Linked DNA regions of Mus musculus: region 1 is linked to region 2. Evidence: chromatin contacts called from ENCODE Hi-C or POLR2A ChIA-PET data. All regions are on one chromosome and are shown on one strand. Each heading gives the region's core, a stretch centred on a gene start or an enhancer-like site at or near the end of the contact. The rest is flanking DNA. Distances are from core to core; before and after follow the strand shown. Region 1 holds the start of Cdc6 (cell division cycle 6). Region 2 overlaps Wipf2 (WAS/WASL interacting protein family, member 2).

Region 1 (2,805 bases), core at 221-2,720, 36 kb before region 2:
AATCTCATCAAATTTTTCTTTCTCAAGACAGGAGTTCTCTGGGTTAACCCAGGCTGGCCTGAAACTCACTCTGTGGACCAGGTTGGCCCCAAACTCAAGAGACCCACCTGCCTCTGCCTTCTGAGTGCTGGGATTAAAAGCAAGCTCACCACCTCCCGGGTTATTTGTTTCCTCTTAATTTCACAAGCACGCAGGCGAGTTCCATAACACTATAACTTCAAGGGAAATGTAAAGGACAGAACTAAGGAAATGAAGATCAAACCTAGGTTCCTTAGCAAATGATCTCTAGTGTACGGCTCAACCGTGAAATTCGGTACACACTTGGCAGCCATTATGAAGGCAAATACAGCTCTGGTTTTAAGAGCCAGGCACCTCAGCATCAAGGCAGGAAAGGCTGAGAGCTCAGTCACAAAGTCGCACTCACAAAGCGGAGGGCTTACCCAGACGTTTTCGGGGACTGAGAGGCAGAAGTTTTACGTCCACACACGGAGTGGTGGGTACAGGCTGGACGTTTCTAAGTTTTACTTCACAATCCCGGGAATTGGGTTTCTTCAGGGTATTAGATAGCTTCTTTTTCGGAAAACCGATGGTAGCTTGTGTCTGGGATCTGGTTTGAGGCATGATGGCCACACAACTGGATACAAAGGAAAATCAGGAGAGCAAAGAGAAAAACACACAGAGCAATATAAATAATTATATTGGGGACCAGCACTCCATAAATCACGTTAACATAGCATTTTTAACATTTAGTTGTGCTTCCCATGCAAATCTATGTAATAAAGGGTAACGTCTGTCTGCCTAGTACGTGTAACATTCCGTTATACACATATTACACACTACAGTCTTACCATACGTCAAATGTAGACACTATTAGCCCTCTCTTAAAGAGATAGTCACAGAAACACACGGCTATCACCCTGGGCACCCTGGGACCAGAAGCCAAGTTCTTACACTTGTATGATGCCAGAAGTCTGTCTCCATTTATTTCTATAATACTTTAGCTCCTTCCCTGCAGACATGTGAGACGTCTTTAGCACTGGTTTGGTTCCAGACCGTCACCTTTAGGCTCTCCCAAGTCCTGGGCAAGGGCAGCTGCGTCCTCTGCTCAAAACTAGCCAGCACTCCACCAAACTCCCGACCCCACCCTACACCGTTTCCTCCCAGCAGCTCTCTCCTTCCCAACGCGGCGTGCTCGAACCGCTTCTAGAGCTCACAACCCCCTCCCTGACCCAGCCTCAGACCCCAGGCGATTTCCCGCTCTCCACCGGCCTTGCTCGGACCAGCCTCACCTCTCTGGACACCAGACCTCGCGGAGCTTTGCACTCTTCAGGGCCGTGTCGCTCAGTGCACACTCCTCGCGTCTCGATCACCACCGTAAAAACTCTCCCGCCACAAATTCTACAGCAGCTGCAAAGTCAACTCGCGCCAAAGCCGCTCTACTTCAGCCTTCTCGTCTCCCGCCAAAGTCCAGCCAGGCTTCTGATTAGTTGTCACTCATCACCACGCCTTCGCCGGTGACGGCCGGCAGCCAATAGGACAGCCCCAGGTCTCAGCGACCACCACGAAGTCACACCCACTCGCCCGGGAGGGCGTTAACTTTTGAGACCTCGGAGGAAAGGCGCGCGTTTACGAGCGCGTCACGCCGTAAAGCCTGGCGGGAAGTGTAGTTTTTTTTTTTTTTTTTTTTTTTTTGCCTCTACGCACATCTACTTCCGTATTTTTATTTCTACTTTGTCCTCCACCCAGCCTCCCCACCGTTGCCTAACGTCCTCATTCTACTGGGCTACCTTTGCTCATCTTATCTGCCAAACATCCCTATTTTCATTATTCTGGTGGGCTAGATTTTAAGAGGGCTACAAGGCCTACTTTTTGGGGGGCGGTCCTGTATGGCATGAAGCAAATGAATGTATAAGGTCACAGAATTTTCTGTGGGGAGGAGCTGATAACTCGAACCAGGGTATTTTTTTGGGGGGCGGGGGGGCAAGTTCTAGACCTATCTAAGCAAACTGACATCATCTCACTATTTGTTGACTTGCGCTTGCTCAGTGAGAAACAAGTGCAACACCAAACGTATAATTTCAAGGTCATACATTCCAAGTGCTGCCTTAACATCCATCTAGCTACACATCATAGGGAGTAAAATTATGTCTCTTTAATTTGAAAATCTCTTATGGCCAAGCACTAGGGTCTGGGACCCAAGGAAAAGAGTTATCGGCAAGGCAAGCTGAGCATTTAATGAAAAATGTAACTAGAGCAGCCATTTGCAGGCAGGTCAGGCTCCAAGGTTACTCGGGTTCTTCTAAAGACCAGAGCCCAATTCTAGGTAATGGTAAAGTCTATGGGATTTTGTTCTTGGTTTGTTTTGTTTTGGTTGTTATTGTTTTCTGAGACTTTTTATTTGTAGCTCTGGCTGTCTTGGAACTACGTAGACTAGGCTGGCCTTAAACTCAAGAGATCTGTCTGGGTCTGCCTCCCAAGTGCTGAGATTAAAGGTGTGCGCCACCACACCTGGCTATAGGATATATCTTTTATTGTCTGATACCAAATAAAACAGACACAAAGCTACAAGTAGGAGCACAACAGCACAATCGCCAGTTACCTCTCATTTCAAATAGCTGGGAAGAGCCAACGTAAGTGTGTGGGTCTGAGCTCGTTATTTTACCTCTATCACCTTAATTAGTCTTTATAAGCACCCGAGGAAGGTTTTTGGTTTTGTTTGGTTTGTTTATTTTTCGAGACAGGGTTTCTCTATAGCCCTGGCTGTCCTGGAACTCACTTTGTAGACCAGGCTGGCCTTGAACTCAG
Region 2 (2,829 bases), core at 40-2,539:
GTGCACGCCTTTAATCCCAGCACTTGGGAGGCAGAGGCAAGTGGATTTTTGAGTTCAAGGCCAGCCTGGTCTACAGAGTGAGTTCCAGGACAGCCAGGACTACACAGAGAAACCCTGTCTTGAAAACAAAAAAACAAACAAAAAAAAGTTGTCCTTTATAAGTTACCTTGGTCATGATGTCTCTTTAAAGCAATGGAAACTCTAAGATACTTACTTTATCACTTTTAAGGTCTTGTTTTCTCATTCTTTTGAGACAGGGTCTCTTTATTATGTAGTCATCACTGGCCTGGCTAGCTCTGGACTCATAGAGATCACCTGTCTCCCTCCTCCAGGCTGGGATTAAGTGTCCAGCTGTCTGTCTGTCTGTCTTTCTTTCTTTCTTTCTTTCTTTTAATTTATTTATTTTATGTATGAGTGCTCTATCTGCATGAAACCTGTATGCCAGAAGAGGGCATCAGATCCTATTATAGATGGCTGTGAGACACCATGTGGTAGCTGGGAATTGAACTTAGGACCTCTGGAAGAGCAGCCAGTGCTCTTAACCTCTGAGTCTGAGTCTCCAACCCCCTGCCTATTTTTCATTTTCATTTTTCTTTCTTTCCTTTCTTCCTTCCTTCCTTTTTTTTTTTCTTTTTTTTTTTTTTTTTTTGGTTTTTCGAGACAGGGTTTCTCTGTGTAGCCCTGGCTGTCCTGGAACTCACTCTGTAGACCAGGCTCTATTTTTTTCTTTTAAGGGTAGCATTACAATAACCAGACCCAGAGTTCCAGGCCAGCCAGTCAAGACTACACTGTGAGTGTCTGTCTTTAAAAAAATAAAATAAAATAAATCTAATACAAACAAAAAAGACAGAGACCTACTCTCTGATGGCAAAATAGGCTCTTACTGTAAGCTAGCCATATCTCTTAAAGTAGCTGCCCACCTCCATCAGAGCATCCTTCATGTGCACACCGCAAACACAAAGCAGTAAGCACATCCAGAGAAAGGAAGGAAGCCAGTAACAGACTTCACTAAGAAAAGGCCTGACAGAAACTCTAAGCAGAAGCCCCATGAGCGTCACACCACAGAGGGAGAGCTGCCATGCCTCATTTCAAAGAATGTAGTAAGTCCCAACTCACCACAGATAATCTAATGCCAGCACCATGACATTCCTCTCACATGCTCATACCCTTGAGCCACCAGAAATGCAGCCGCCTCTTGCAGAGCTGCTGGAAGCACTTGCACATCAGGGCTCCTTGATCGCCAGCGTTAGGGCTAAATCAAGAGTCTGCTTGAAGTTATGAAAGCAGAGCAGGCTGATCCAATTACATAAGAAAAGTACTCAGTCACACAGGACCATCTGGGCTGTGAATGCTGGGCTCTCTGAACCAAAGTCAGCAGCTTCCAATGCTTTCCCACTGTTAGAATGGCCCCAGATAAAAATGCCTCCATCCATTCTGGGTCAGGACAGCCCTCCCTCAGGGCACTCATTCACTTGCGTGTCCTGTGGAAAAACACACCCCAGATGATTGGATGATAGAACACTATTCTCACAAGCTCATATAAGAATATCTGTATTCTCTGCTTGGCCCCGGGAACATCCAGAAAAGCCGTCATGATTCCCTACAACTACAGACCTTTTGTTCCCTCAGTCACCAACTTAAACCCCAGCACCCCCTTAATCTAAGGACTGCTCCCCAGGAATCTTAAAACCTAGTCCAGCCAACCAGGCTTAATTTACAAAACCAGGAGAAGATGAGACTAAAGGGATAGGCGTTACTAAGGGGAATTCTGGTGGGAAACAAGATCCAAAGACAAAGATAAAGATGCAGGCAACTTCAGCATCCACAGCAGTAGCCAGCACTGTGGAGAGAGTTCCCCCGCACATTTCCTGATGCTGAGCTTAGCAGTCTCTGAAGCTCACGTGGGGGGGAAGCTCAGAGGCAGGGACTTGCCTGGCCTCAAGCAGGCCCTTGGTCTGGTCTTCAGTACCATAGAAATTAACCAGTTAGCTAACTCAAGTGCCTTCTCTTGGCCCTGATCTTTCTCTTCTCACCTGGGCGTATAAGGGCTTTCTTTCCACACCTTTAAATCCTCCCTCATCCTAAGGTTTCACCTTAAAAGTCAGTCCCTCCAAGTTCTCCCGACTGCCCTCTCCTCAGTCAGCCTGGGCTCCCCATTAGCTGCCTACATTGGGAACGCAGCAACAGTTAATCATGTCTTTCATGGAGGTCTTTTCTACTAGGCCATAACTGTCACAGAGGCAAAACCTCAAGCCAGTTTGCTTGGCTGTATCTCTAACACCCAGCACGGTGCTTGGTGCACATTAGGGGAAATGTCCTTATTTGCCATGAACTTGAGAACTATTTCAAAGGAAACAAACCAACCAACCAACACTGAGCATAGTGGCACACACTTAATCGCCAGCCTGAGCTACAACACCCTGCCTCAAGAAACAAAGCAAGGGGCTGGAGAGACGTTTCCACTGTTAAGAGCACTTGCCGTCCTTCCACATGACCCAAGTCTAATCTCTACCTGCTGGCTCACAACCACCTATGACCTGCATGGAGTCTGACACCCTCCTCTCCCCTCCCCAGGCATGTGTGAGCAATCCTGTACACACATGCAATTTCTTTTTAATGAGCTAAGGGTTGGGTTAGAGTTCAGCTGGTAGGAAATGAAGGAGACCGAGAAAGAAAACCTAAAATCGATTTCAAAAGCTAAGTTCACTGTGGTCATTTTTTTGGAGCATACTTTGTAAAAGACTGCAAAGTTTGAGTATCAGGATAGGGCACATCTATTGCTAATGGGGAATAATGACCAAAACACATTAAACAACAAAGATGCAACCT

Evidence for each region. A loop is a pair of places that touch in the nucleus more often than their neighbours do. ChIA-PET counts read pairs that join two places held with the same protein, here RNA polymerase II (POLR2A).
Region 1: POLR2A ChIA-PET joins it to region 2 with 11 read pairs in embryonic stem cell. The contact joins the promoter of Cdc6 here to the enhancer-like site in region 2. A Hi-C loop is called at or near these places in 11 of 37 maps with a recorded cell type or tissue (CH12.LX, Patski, gastrocnemius and 6 more). POLR2A ChIA-PET finds 5 or more read pairs at or near these places in 3 of 5 experiments (Patski and embryonic stem cell).

The regions. Positions count from the first base shown.
Region 1 is chr11:98,906,466-98,909,270 of GRCm38, reverse strand. Cdc6 (cell division cycle 6) reads right to left here and starts at 1,470. Exons shown (of 12, transcript NM_001025779.2): 1 at 1,290-1,470; 2 at 441-634. The coding sequence starts at 621. RefSeq lists an enhancer at 2,630-2,805.
Region 2 is chr11:98,870,656-98,873,484 of GRCm38, reverse strand. The region is part of intron 1 of Wipf2 (WAS/WASL interacting protein family, member 2); the gene reads right to left. Among named protein-coding and RNA genes, the nearest start is that of Wipf2, 8.5 kb to the right of the region's middle. Within about 2 kb of position 1,289, at least 2 of the 3 ENCODE cell types and tissues checked have a DNase peak (open chromatin) inside an H3K27ac peak, as active enhancers do; they include heart and left cerebral cortex, where a contact is called at or near this core.